Linked DNA regions of Homo sapiens: regions 1 and 3 are each linked to region 2. The links are chromatin contacts, found by Hi-C or POLR2A ChIA-PET in ENCODE. All regions are on one chromosome and are shown on one strand. Each heading gives the region's core, a stretch centred on a gene start or an enhancer-like site at or near the end of the contact. The rest is flanking DNA. Distances are from core to core; before and after follow the strand shown. Region 1 holds the start of SWAP70 (switching B cell complex subunit SWAP70). Region 2 overlaps TMEM41B (transmembrane protein 41B). Region 3 overlaps SWAP70 (switching B cell complex subunit SWAP70).

Region 1 (4,592 bases), core at 1,697-4,196, 380 kb after region 2:
CATGATTCTTGCCCATTGGTACTCATATCCTTTTGTAGTTTCCCTCCCAAATCAAATAGATTTGACCTGAGCAATCAGTAGAGCATTGCAGAAATGATGGTGAATGACTTTTGATGGTGGATCGTAAGAGACATTGCAACTTCCATCTTTCTCTTTCTTGAATCAATTGAAAGCCAGCTGACGTGTTGTAAGGATACTCAAGCAGCCTGAGGACAGGCCCATATACAGAGGAACTGAGGCCTTCTGTAAACGACCCATCCATGTGAGTGAACCACCTTGGAAATAGATTTTCCAGCATCAGCCTAGCCTTCAAATGACTACAGCCCTATATTTTACTGCAACCTCCTGAGACACTTCAAGCCAGAACTATAGAGCTAAGTGGCTTCTAAATTCCTGACTTACAGAAAATATGAAATAATGTTTACTATAGTTTTAAGCTGCTAAATTTTGGGTTAATTGGTTACACAGCATTAGATTAATATAATCTGTTAGATTCTGAAGCACAACTCTTTACTTTTCTTTCTTTCTTATTTTCAATTTTTTTGTGGAGACGGGGTTTTGCTACATTGCCCAGGCTGGTCTTGAACTCCTGGCCTCAAGCAATCCTCCCACCCCAGTCTCTCAAAGTGTTGGGATTACAGGCAGGAGCCACTGCACCCAGGAAAAGCACAGCGCTTTCTATGACATCATGCTACTTTAAAATTTGTTTGGATAGGAAGGGCATGGTGGCTCACGCCTGTAATCCCAGCACTTTGGGAGGCCAAGGAGGGCAGCTCACTTGAGGCTGGGAGTTTGAGACCAACCTGGCCAACATGGCGAAACCCCATCTCTACTAAAAATAAAAAAATTAGCCGGGCGTGGTGGCTGGCGCCTGTAATCCCAGCTACTTGGGAGGTTGAGGCAGGAGAATCGCTTGAACCCGGGAGGCGGAGGTTGCAGTGAGCTGAGATCATACCGTTGCACTCCAGCCTGGGCAACAGAGTGAGACTCTGTCTCAAAAAAAAAAGAAAAGAAAAAAAAAGAAAAAAAATGCGTTTGGATTGTATGAATGAGGATGATGGGAGAAGTAGGAATTTGGAAGTCCACAATGTCCTGGTCTTGTCATAAAAAAAAGGCTTTGAAATATGTTTGGTACTTCCAGATACTGAGAGAGAAGAAGGGTCATATAGTGGTTAAACTGAACCTTGAGAATTAGGAGGTTTTCTTCGTTTCTTTTTTCTTCTTCTTCTTTTTTTTTTTTTTTTGCTACTCAGGGTAAGCTGACTTCGCATGAATAAATCAGAGGTTAAACCATGTGGTTTTGCTGACTGGCAGACTTGGGCTGGAAATGGGGAAGATAAATGATAGAAATTGGATTCTGGTAGGGCAAGAAAAGTCCTGACAAATGGTGATGAAATGGGGTAGAACCTTCAGGACAGTCACAGTGAGGGGCTGGCCACCCTTTTGCTCCTGCCCCTTCTTTCGTCAGTGGGGCCATCCTCTCCTCTTCCCCACCAGTTCCTTTTTGATCTCAAACTCACTGAAGAGGCTCCTTCTTGTTCTTCTCTTTCCAAATATCCCTTTCTTATGAAGATCTTTTCCTTTCTTAATAAGGCAAACATGTGCATTAAGGAACTTAAAAAAGCAAAACAAAACCAAACTTCATCTGAGAACCACCTCATTTTAAAAACTCTTGGTGTTTATTGTTCTCTCCAATTAGTCCAGGATTGGAGAGGAGAGGTACTGAGCCTGGCGATTTAATCAGACCTTAGTTAACCGGCAATAGTTATTATCCTAGGATGCTAGTACTGCAAGAACCCTTCCAGAACATCTGGTGCAACCCTGCTCTTTTTATACGGGATAATTTGAAGCCCAAAGAGATCAAGTGACCATTGTGACCACCGCGAACAGATATTAATTCAACAGCTGCAATCGAATACTTTTTTTTTTTTTTTTGAGACGGAGTTTCACTCTTGTTGCCCAGGCTGGAGTGCAATGGCGCGATCTTGGTTCACTGCAACCTCCGCCTACCGGGTTCAAGCGATTCTCCTGCCTCAGCCTCCCGAGTAGCTGAGATTACAGGCATGTGCCACCACGCCCGGCTAATTTTGTATTTTTAGTAGAGACGGGGTTTCTTCATGTTGGTCAGGCTGGTCTCGAACCCCCGACCTCAGGTGATCCGCCCGCCTTGGCCTCCCAAAGGGCTGGGATTACAGGCGTGAGCCACCACGCCTGGCCGAATACGTTCTTTTAAATGGTCCATCTCTTTGGATTAGTAAAATGGGTGGAGTGATTTGGAATTGGCCCAGATCTCCTATTCTGCAAGCAGAGAAACACTACAGAGAGGTATTACCCAGGTCAAACCCCTCCTAAGATGTGAATTGAACAACAGCTAGGCGTTAGGAAGAAAATGCTGCCTGACCCTGACTTCTAAACTCCCCTTAAACGTCGTCGCTGTGTCCCTAGAACCCAAGATAGAGTATGCATGAATAAACTTTTGCGAAATGAACCAACAAACTTCCCTCGAGGTCCTTCCTGCCTCCCCGCCGCCCTGCATCTCCCCGACTTGGGACTGCGCTATCATTTCAGTCCTGGTCTGGGGACTTTTCGGGGTCTTCTCTGGCCTTCTCAGACAGTGACTCCGTTCCCAGGACAGGACCAGGGATCCCTTTTTCACTGCGGGGCGCTGGGAGGAGGCGGGTAGGCTGCTCACCTAATCTCTCGGGTTTTTCCTCAAGACGCGGTCATTTGTGTGAGGTGTTGTACTCGAGCACCCAAAATGGCCCGAACTGGTCTGGGAAACATTAGGGAGATGTGTTTACCGTCCTGGCTGACACTGAAGGCCAAGCATTCTTGCCACCAGGCGTGGCTTGACTCGCAGAACCCACACTCTGGCGGCTGTGGGCGCGGCACTGGACCGGCGCCGGCAGCAGGGCGGGGCCTGGCGGGGGCGGGGCCTGGCGGGTCAGGTGACTGCGCGGCGGGCTGTGGCTGCGGAGGTTGAGGGGCGTCCGAGGCGCGGAGGGGCTGGCTGGGCAGGAGGGGTTGGCGGGGCAGCAGGGCCGCGGCCATGGGGAGCTTGAAGGAGGAGCTGCTCAAAGCCATCTGGCACGCCTTCACCGCACTCGACCAGGACCACAGCGGCAAGGTCTCCAAGTCCCAGCTCAAGGTGGGCGCCTCCTGACCCGGCCCCCCACCCGACCCTCCCCGGCGCGCTCTGTACTTCCCTTGGGTGGAAGCGGGACCTGGCGGGCCGTGACCGCAGGGCGGGGCGGGTCGGAATGCGCCCGGTAGGCCCGCTTGGGGCGGAGTGGGTCTGAGACCGGGATTTGGTGTTTACTGCCTCCCCCTTGCCTTCGGGCCATGCCCTCGGTTGGATGTGTTAGTTCCCGCGGGTCTCCCAGGGACTGGGAAGGGTGGCGGGCATAAGGCTGGGGTGAAGTCTGGAGGGCCAAGTGTGATTCCTTCTTGGCGTTGGAGAGCGGGGGGCAGAAAGTGGATTCTGAGGCGGCAATGGGAAGCTCCCTTACACAGCCTTCCCAGAATTTTCCTCTTACTCCAGGAGAGGAAGGGACTTGCCCAAGGTCGCTGGGCAGAACCTTCTGCAGCCCACAGCCCCACACCAGGACAGTCCTCAAAACGGCTAGCTGCCCCGGAGGCGACAGGGCAGTCCGGAGACGCAGAAATGCCCCGAAGCCCGGCCTCCAGGGTCCTTCTCCTTTGGGAGGCTTTTTGACTTGGGAAGACCTTCCGCCCAGCGTCTTTTAAGTTTGGAACTAGTGGACGGGGTGTACTGTGTCCCACAGGGACCTTAGTTCCGGGTGAGGAGCGCTGATCTTTCTGGCACCCTGCAAAAGCGACTGCTTTTTCAGAGTCGTTATTGTGACTGCCGGAGACCCTAGAGTATAGGGTATAAATAAAGGGATGCTTGTAAATTGAGTAACCCCAAGCAGCGAAATTGGCATTAAGCCAGCAGAAATTGGCAGCTTCTTCAAAGTAAAAAAATATAGAAACAGACAAGAAAAGCTATTCATAGGCATTTAAAAATATACATATTTTAGATCCGAATGTCCGGTTTTCTTAGCCCCTTCTGGGAATAAATTCTGAAGATTGGGTTTGTTTTGTATATTTTTGTACAGTAATCCCGTTCTTCTGAGTAGTGGCTTTTATGCCAGTAGGACTTAACATTCTCCTTGTCTTCCTTTTGCCTCTCCTTTCTTTTTCTCACTGATAGAATCATAGTCTGGAAGGGTCCATGGAGATCATCCACGTAATTTTTATTTTACTTCATTTTTAAATATTAACATACAGTAAAATTGACTTTTGGTGTACAGTTCTATAAATTTCAACATATGTATAGATTTATATAACTATCACCACAACCATGGCTTCCTCAGTTCCATCATCCTAAAAAACTCCCTGATGTTGCCCTGCCTCCACCCCAACTGTCGGCAACCATTGATCTTTCCTAATTGCTATAGTTTTACCTTTTCCGAAGTGCCATGTAAATGGAGTCATATAGTTTGTAACTGTTGAAACTGATTTCTTTTACCCAGCATAATGCCTTAGAGATTAATCCATTTTGTTGTGTGTACCAATAATTTTTTAAATTG
Region 2 (4,339 bases), core at 1,047-3,546:
CAGCTACTCGGGAGGCTGAGGCAGGAGAATTGCTTGAACCTGGGAGGCGGAGGTTGCGGTGAGCCGAGATCACGCCATTGCACTCCAGCCTGGGCAATGAGAGCGAAACTCCGTCTCAAAAAAAAAAAAAAAAGGAAATATTTACTTACCTCAACTATTTATTTAGCGACAAGGTCTCACACTGTTGCCCAGGCTGGAGTGCAGTGGTGCTCACTGCAAACTCCGCCTCCTGGTTTCAAGCAATTCTCCTGCCTCAGCCTCCTGAGTAGTTGGGACTACAGGCGTGAGCCACCACGTCCAGCTAATTTTTGTTATTTTTAGTAGAGACAGGGTTTCACCATGTTGGCCAGGCTGGTCTCAAACTCCTGACCTCAGGTAATCTGCCCATCTTGGCCTCCAAAAGTGCTGGGATTACAGTCCTGAGCCACTGTGCCCGGCCTTACCTAAACAATTTAAATTGCTTTAGAATCTTCAAAAGCCGGCTGGGCTTGGTGGCTCACGCCTGTAATCCCAACACTTTGGGAGGCCTAGGAGGGTGAATCACCTGAGGTCGGGAGTTCAGTCTGACCAACGTGGAGAAACCCCATTTCTATTAAAAATACAAAATTAGCTGAGTGTGGTGGGTGGCACGTGCCTGTAATCCCAACTACTCCGGAGGCTGAGGCAGGAGAATCGCTTGAACCTGGGAGGCAGAGGTTGCAGTGAGCCAAGATCGCACCGTTGCACTCCAGCCTGGGCAACGAAAGCGAAACTCTGTCTCCAAAAAAAAAAAAAAAAACCTCAAAAGCCAACAATTACAAGTTTTAAATATTTTAGCCAGGCACCGTGGCTCACGCCTGTAATCCCAGGACTTTGAGAGGCCGAGGCGGGCGGATCACGAAATCAGGAGATCGAGACGATCCTGGCTAACACGATGAAACCCCGTCTCTACTAAAAGTGCGAAAAACCAGCCGGGCAAGGTGGCAGGCGCGAGTCCCAGCTCCTCGGGAGGCTGAGGCAGGAGAATGGCGTGAACCCGGGAGGCGGAGTCTGCAATAAGCCGAGATGGCGCCACTGCACTCCAGCCTGGGCGACAGAGAGACACTCCACCTCAAAAAAACAATTTTTAAATATTTTGTTGTTTTTTTTTTTTTGATACAGTCTCGTACTCTCGCCCAGGCTGGAGTGCAGTGGCGCCATCTCGGCTCACTACAAGCTCCGCCTCCCGGGTTCATGCCATTCTCCTGCCTCAGCCTCCCTAGTAGCTGGGACTACAGGCGGCCGCCACCACACCGGGCTAATTTTTTGTATTTTTAGTAGAGACGGGGTTTCACCATGTTAGCCAGGATGGTCTCAATCTCCTGACCTTGTCTCCACCCGCCTCGGCCTCCCAAAGTGCTGGGATTACAGCCGTGAGCCACCGCGCCTGGCCTGTTTTGAGATGGAGTCTCACTTTGTCACCCAGGCTGTAGTACACTGGTGTGATGTTGGCTCACTACAACCTCTGCCTCCCGCGTTCAAGCGACTCTCCTGCCTCAGCCTCCCAAGTAGCTGGGATTACAGGTGCACACCACCACACCCAACTAATTTTTTATTTTTAGTAGAGACGGGGTTTCTCCATGTTGGCCAGGCTGGTCTCGAACTCCTGACCTCAGGTGATCCACCCACCTTGGCCTCTGGAAGTGCTAGGATTACAGGTGTGAGCTACCGTGCCCGGCCATTTCATTGTTCTTAGTGGTGAAAATGTACATCGAAATTTAAGAATATACTTTTATTCAACGAAGAGTTTGTTTTTAGTTTTTTGAGACAGAGTCTGGCTCTGTTGCCCAGGCTGGAATGCAGTGGCACAATTTCATCTCATGGCAACCTCCACCTTCTGGGTTCAAGCAATTCTTCTGCCTCAGCCTCCCAAGTAGCTAGGACTATAGGCGTGTGCCACCACACCTGGCTAATTTTTCATATGTTTAGTAGAGACGGGGTTTCACTGTGATGGCCAGGCTGGTCTTGAACTCCTGACTGCAGGTGATCCACCTGCTTCGACCTTCCAAAGTGCTGGGATTACAGGCGTGAGCCACCTTGCTCGGCCAGAGTTTTTTAATGTAAGTACTTCCATGAAATAAATCCCAAATGTGACATTTAGGTTTCTCCAATACAATTTATTATTATTACATTTTAGCTTGCATTTACTAAGTGTCATGGAAATATTATACTCAAAATAACAGAGCTCCAGAGAAAGACAGTTAACTAAGAAAGAACAGTTTCACTTTCTTAGCTTGTCAACTCCTAGTTAGCCTGCTTGCCTCCGCACCACAGATGCTTGTCTTCTTGTGGTTGTTACCACAAGCCAAAGCTTGAATTTACATGGGCATCAGGCCAAGTCTGTAAATCCGTGAAGACAGGCCATCAACTGCATTGAGGGTACAGCCTTGCTGAAGGGTCCTTTCTTGACAGTCAATGATGATGAATCTGGAAAAACTGTCTATTCTCTTAGGAGAAGAAAATATACCCCACCTAAAGTCGCAGCTACCATTAACAAAAAAAAAAATTAGCAAAGGGAAAGAATCAATGGTAAGGACAGTAAATATACTCTGAGAATAGAGTAAGTACAATTTACACACGCTGGAGTAAATAGTGAAGCTTCTACTGAGTTCTACTGAGTCTAAGCTCTTTTATTTTTAAAATTCTGATAAAAATTTACTCAATTACATTTTATACATTAATATTTAGTGAATTTGTCCAAAAAGGCTATGTTTAATTTATGTGTAAAAATAACAAAAGATGTATCAGTCAGTCTCTGGGCAATAAGAAAGGAAGAAAGCCTTGCTAGAAATAATAAATAATCTCACGCAAAAGGCCAGGTGACATAAGAATACTACAATAATCAATATGTTTTCTTTGTATTTACAATAAAATCCATCTGTTAACACTGTGATAGAAAAAATAATCAGTCCACATCATGTAATAAAAACAGGCTTTGAGGATGATTATACCTCTTATAATAAAAACATACAAGGATTTCTCACAGCTAAAGTACTTTTCAACTTTGACAACTAATAACAGTCATGGGTGAAGGTAAAACTGACAGAGTACTTTAGATCAGCTATGTCCTACAGTCAAGGAATCAAGGGCATTACCCATTTACCAAGCAGCAAAAAGCACTTTCATTTTTCCAGAACTATTTAAATACAGTAGTTGCCATGTGATCAGTTAATTTTACTTTGTGAGTTAGATAAAGTAAAGACTAAATTGGGAAACTGCAATAAGTAATCAAAAGTAGCTCCAAACAACAAAGCCATCAATAGAAACAAAAGGCATTTTTCTAGGTGTATCATGCATAAAAAGAATAATTACATAATATTATTAAATATATTCCTTAATGACCAGATTAATAAATGAGGTAAAATTTAGTCATTGGAACAAATAAACTATATTTAATCACTTGTGTTTTGCTGTCACTGTTTAAAATAATTAACTTAATGTCTAAAAACTACATACTCTTGAATGTTTGCTTTTTAGAGCCCCTTGTGGGATATTAAAGAGCCATAACAAATTATCTGAATATAAATTATCAATACCAGGCTGGGCACAGTGGCTCATGCCTGTAATCCCAGCACTTTGGGAGGTGGAAGTGGGCATATAGCCTGAGGTCAGGAGTTCAAGACCAGCCCGGCCAACATGGTGAAACCCCGTCTCTACTAAAAACACAAAAATTAGCTGGGCACGGTGGCACACACCTGTAATCCCAGCTACTCAGGAGGCTGGGCCAGGAGAATCGCTTGAACCCAGGAGGCGGAGTTTGCAGTGAGCCGAGATCACACCACGCACTCCACTCCAGCCTGGGCAACAGCAAGACTCCGTCTCAAAAAAAAAAAAAATTATCAATACCAAATATGATACAGTTATGTAATACCCATTTTGCATATGCACAGTGGAAATACTGTAAAAACTACAAGATGAAAGAAAACCGACTGGCCAGAACTTTAAATTTCAGACTAATCCATGATAAAAATCTAGATGATAAAAAACAAAAATAAAATTAACAAAATAGATAACTTGATATCCTTTCCATATTCAGTCGTCTACTAACATGCCATCTCCAAACAAATCCATTACCTCAAAAGAGGAAGAAAATGGGCCAGGCGCGGTGGCTCACGCCTGTAATCCCAGCACTTTGGGAGGCCAAGGCGGGCAGATCACGAGGTCAGGAGATCGAGACCATCCTGGCTAACACGGTGAAACCCCGTCTCTACTAAAAATACAAAAAAATTAGCTGGGCATGGTGGCGGGCGCCTGTAGTCCCAGCTACTCAGGAGGCTGAGACAGGAGAATGGCGTGAACCCAGGAGGTGGAGCTTGCAGTG
Region 3 (4,796 bases), core at 1,825-4,324, 410 kb after region 2:
AAATATTAAAAGATAAAAGCTTCATTTTCTGATTGAAAGGTAATACATAGAATACTCAAACAATGTATTAAAGTACAGAGTCCAAAGTAAAACATTCAAATTCTACCACCAAAGGCAGGTTGTAATTAACTTTTCAGTGAATATCTTTCTTATATATCTCTCTTTCTCCCTTCCCCCATCATGTACACACATGCATATACACATATGTAAATACACAGACATATATGTCCTTTTGTATAAATAGGGTCATATTCTGTATCCTTTCGTATCCTCTTTTATTTTCTTATTTATTTATTTATTTATTTATTTATTTTTGTGAGACAGGTTCTCGCTCAGTTGCCAGAGCTGGAGTACAGCGGCACCATCACGACTCACTGCAGCCTCAACCTCCTGGGCTCATTTGATTCTCCTACCTTAGCCTCCCTAGTAGCTGGGACCACAGGCTCACAGCTAATTTTTGTATTTTTTGTAGAGATAGGGTCTTACTTTGTTGCCCAGGCTGGTCTTGAACTCCTGGGCTCAAGTGATCCTCCTCCCTTGGCCTCCCTCAGTGCTGGGATTACAGGTGAGAGCCACTGTGCCTGGCCTGTAGTCTCTTCTTAAGCATTGTGTTAGGGTCATCTTTCTGTATAAATGCATATAGATACAGACACCATCCTTTATAATGACTGTGAACTCTTTCATTGTGTTGATGCATCATGCTTTATTTAACCATTTCCTATTCACAGGTATTTGAGATGTTTTAAATGTTTTTAACCCAGGATACTGCTATACATTGTACAATGCGTAGGTTACCTGCCCTGTCCCCCAAACAAATAATTATTCAGCCAAAAATGTCAGTAGTACTGAAGTTGAGAAAAACCTGCTCTGTACCTTCTGCAGTGTTGGATATTGGTAGTCTTTACTCCCTTATATCTCCTCAAACACCAGGTATTACTTAGGCAAAAAGTAGTAGCTCTTTTAATGTGCATTCTTTTGATTACTAGCAAGATTAAGCATCTTTTCCTATATTTTATTTGCCTATTTTTGAAGTAAAAGGTGAGGTTTAATCTTTAGTTACATGATACTGCAAGCTACGCAATTCCGTGTAGAAATAAGGAACCCATTCAGAGGACAAGGTTCATACAGTATGTACAATTTGGAACTGCTCAAATATAGTTTCCTTGTAAAAAAGTATCACAATAACCATATTTAAAGGCATTCTTAGTAGAGAAACAGTAAGAAAAGTTATACCAAATATAATACACAACAAACAACATTATGCCTTAGCCATACAATCCAAAAGTTAAAGGTCCCAGGAGTTCCACCTGAACTTGAAAGGTATCCTCTATTTATTAGTGATTAGTTTCTTTTGTGAATTTTCTATTCGTGTCCACAAGAATGATTTGAATATTGGAGCTATTTGCCTTTTTTGTTTTTTTATGGTTTCTTTCTTTTTAAAAGAAAATATAAGCATTTTTCTGTGGTCAAATTTACCAGTATTTTCTGTTTAGTTTCTGAAGAGGGGTAAGTTGGTAAGTTATCCAAAATAACTTTAAAAAGGTGGTTCAGTTAGAGTGTAATCCAGTGCCATCCATGCTGTATGACATCAGTGGCATATATTCTGTGGACAGCATTCCAACAGATGACTTTGAGTTACTTTTCCTTAATCTGTCTGTAAGTGTTCTGCTCTTACTGAATCTTCGCTTAGCCCTATGCTAGTCACTGAAGGATGCAGAAGGAAAATATTTATTTCCTCCCTTCAATAAGGGAGGATATTTGATAAGTTAGATATTTGAGATACCATTAGTATCTGAAACAGAACATAGTTAAATGCTGAATAGGAGTTCATGGGGCAGGGTGGTAATCCATAAAGATTTCCTAGAGTTTATGAATGACCCAATCTTGAAGGATGTGACTAGGCAGAAGAGAAATGTTTCCAGCACAGGGCATCACTGTGGGACAGAGAGCTAAGAGATTTGAGTTCTAGTCCCTACTTTGTTGCTAATTATTGTGTGACTTAGGCCAAGTCTCAGGCCACAGTCTTTTTATCTGTGAAGTGAGGAGATAGAAATAGTATATTTTCTAAGATTATTGTTAATATTAAAGTATCACGGCTTTAGTGTTAAGAGAATTTTTAGAAAGAATTCACTTAGCAGTTATTGAAAGTCTTCTGGATTCTGGGCAGCATGCCAGGTGCCATGGGCATGCAATGTTGTATAAGATATGGGCCTTTCAGAAATGTACAGTCTTACAGGAGAGAGAAATCATGTGTGGTAGTTAGCACAAGAGGTACTGCTTGGGAAACAGAGTGAAGAAAGATCATCTTGGTTTGGGTGGTGAAGGCTTCAGAAAGAGATGCCATTTTTGTTAGGCAGGAAAGGAGGTAGGGGTAAATTGAGCAAGGGCCCAGGGGAGAAAGGGATGTGGTACAAGTTGCCTGGGATGCAGTTAGTAAGCTTATTTGGCTGGATTTATATGGTTGGTGCAGAGGGTGGGAAGAAATAAGGAAGGTGAAGTGGGCTGGCCTGTGGAGTGACTTAAATATACAACTCACATATTTCCTTAGCTTTTACTTCTGTAGTCTTCTGATGATTTTTAGGCAGGGGGATAACGTGATGTTAGTGGTACTTGAAGATTTGGTGTAAGTGTCTAGGATGGTAACTGATTGTACTTAGGGATTGAGAGCAATGTGAACAATGACTTTGAGATTTTTGAGGCTGGTTAGATTAAAGGTAAGAGGAAACAAGCAAGACTTAAGCAGTGACAAGCAGGATGAAAAGATGTTTGGAAGGGGAAAATGAGTCCATGCGGGAATGGGCAGGACTTAGAGTAGACAATGCTTTTAAGGCAGGGCATAGCTGTGGTAGGAAATTGGTCATGCTGGTCCATTGTTAGGAAGAATTTTCTGGTAATTTGCCATTGGCTTGAAATTTTATAAATCAGACAGGAATTTTAATGTTTTAAAAAAAGATTGCCCATTATGAGTTATAAGTCTATAATTGTGTCAGTTCAGATAAGTCTTTTGGAATAGAAATCTGCCCCCACTCCGCTTTTTTTTCAGTGTTGAATCTTGCCCATTACGCACATCCTGTAAAGGGAAACAGTGTGTTACTGGGTGGCACGTTTTAAATAACTTTTTAGAATCTCTACGTCTTTGGAGAAAGGAGGGTGAACACTACTTACTCGTGTTAAAACACTGTTCACCATCCTTGATTTCATTTTCATGATGGCTGGAGTAAAATGCTCAAAAGGGGTAAATGGCAAGCAAACCACTGAACAGGAACAGACCACACGAGCAGGGCTCATGCAGTTAATTAGTCATCTTGTCAGCAGAGGCCCTGCAGAGGCAACTGCAGACAGCTATGAGGGAACTGGAGAGATGAGTTTCTGGCATGGATATGGATCTGTTATTGTGGTAACAATAGTTTATTCTTCAGATCAGCAGAATGAGAGCAAAGCTGCTTAGCAATTATGTGGGTGCTGAAAGAATGGCCTTTGGAGGAACAGGCATTTGAAGCGGGATAAATTCAGCTTTTTCAAGAAACTTGCAAACACCCTGATTAGAATGATTTGGGGCAGTCCTTTTACAAATCAAGAACTTGTAGTCCTCTTTCTGATTCTTTTGTCTTAATCTGCTTTTCAGCTTCCTCATCTGGAGAAGGGGTTAGTGCCTCTTAGTGCAGATTCCCCCAGAGGGATAGGGTGCTGGGAGATGAGGGCTCCCAGAGAGAGAACGGTCCCAGACTTCTAGGTATGTGGACTTCCTTGCCACTGGCACTAACTTGGCTCTGCTGAATAGTGCCTGTCATCTCTGTTGGGCCCTGTGGAGCTGATGGGGTGGGGCTGGGGTAGCACCAGCACATCACTAAAATTTAGAAACAACTCACGGGCGTGTCCATCTTTGTATTGGCAGGGCTATCTGTTTTTCCAGAAACAGAGGGAAGGTAGCAAAGCATGGAAAGGACACCAGAGTGGGAGGCTTGGGTCTAATCCCAGTTTTGCTACACGTAAAACTCTGTGATTTGGGACACATCTCCTAATCTCTGACTCAGCCTCTTCGTCTGTAAAATAGCAATAATATCTATTCTCCCTGTGGAGAGGCTAAAACAAATTAATAGATGGTATGAGTCTACTTGAAAAAGCATAAATTGCTGTATAAGTTTATGGAGGAGCTTTTACTTCTTTTTACTAGTTTATATTCCGGCCATCAAAAATTTTATTTCTTGTATATTTTATTTTTATAAAAAGAAAACCTTGGTAAGGTGTAGTCGTTCACGCCTCTAATCCCAGCACGCAGGCCAAGGTGGGTGGATCACTTGAGGTCAGGAGTTTGAGACCAGTCTGGCCAACATGGTGAAACTCTGTCTCTACTAAAAATATAAAAATTAGCTGGGTGTGGTGGCAGGTGCCTGTAATTCCGCTACTTGGGAGGCTGAGGTGGAAAGATTGCTTGAACTTAGGAGGCAGACGTTGCTGAGATCATGCCATTGCACTCCAGCCTGGGTGACAGAGTGAGACTCTGCCTCAAAACAAAAAACAAACAAACAAAAAACCTTGTTGAGACTGGGCATGGTGGCTCATGTGTATAATCCTGGCACTTTGGGAGGCTGAGGTGGGAGGATCACTTGAGCCCAGGAGTTTGAGACCCGCCTGGGCACACATAGTGAGACCCCATCTCTATTTTTAAAAAATACAAATAAATCTTAAAAAAGAAAAAAATACTTGAGATACTGTCTAAGCTTTAAAGAAAGGTTGCTGATAAAAAGTTTTAAAGATAGTACACAATTTTTTCCTCTTTTAGAAATACTGTTTCA

What was found. A loop is a pair of places that touch in the nucleus more often than their neighbours do. ChIA-PET counts read pairs that join two places held with the same protein, here RNA polymerase II (POLR2A). Pooled maps may share reads with other maps.
Region 1: a loop to region 2 is called in a pooled map, with 2.5 times the contacts of the local background. The contact joins the promoter of SWAP70 here to the enhancer-like site in region 2. A Hi-C loop is called at or near these places in 1 of 50 pooled maps. POLR2A ChIA-PET finds 5 or more read pairs at or near these places in 4 of 52 experiments (HepG2, activated CD4-positive, alpha-beta memory T cell, activated T-cell and 1 more).
Region 3: a loop to region 2 is called in a pooled map, with 1.8 times the contacts of the local background. The contact joins two enhancer-like sites. A Hi-C loop is called at or near these places in 1 of 50 pooled maps. POLR2A ChIA-PET finds 5 or more read pairs at or near these places in 4 of 52 experiments (HepG2, activated CD4-positive, alpha-beta memory T cell, activated T-cell and 1 more).

Annotation. Positions count from the first base shown.
Region 1 is chr11:9,661,131-9,665,722 of GRCh38, forward strand. It overlaps SWAP70 (switching B cell complex subunit SWAP70), which reads left to right and starts at 2,947. Exons shown (of 12, transcript NM_015055.4): 1 at 2,947-3,148. The coding sequence starts at 3,050. RefSeq lists enhancers at 2,125-2,324, 3,435-3,554 and a silencer at 2,795-3,294.
Region 2 is chr11:9,278,540-9,282,878 of GRCh38, forward strand. TMEM41B (transmembrane protein 41B) reads right to left here. Exons shown (of 7, transcript NM_015012.4): 7 at 2,115-4,339. Among named protein-coding and RNA genes, the nearest start is that of TRL-CAA5-1, 5.5 kb to the left of the region's middle. Within about 2 kb of position 2,297, at least 2 of the 41 ENCODE cell types and tissues checked have a DNase peak (open chromatin) inside an H3K27ac peak, as active enhancers do.
Region 3 is chr11:9,686,062-9,690,857 of GRCh38, forward strand. All of the region lies in intron 1 of SWAP70 (switching B cell complex subunit SWAP70), which reads left to right. Among named protein-coding and RNA genes, the nearest start is that of SWAP70, 24 kb to the left of the region's middle. Within about 2 kb of position 3,075, at least 18 of the 41 ENCODE cell types and tissues checked have a DNase peak (open chromatin) inside an H3K27ac peak, as active enhancers do.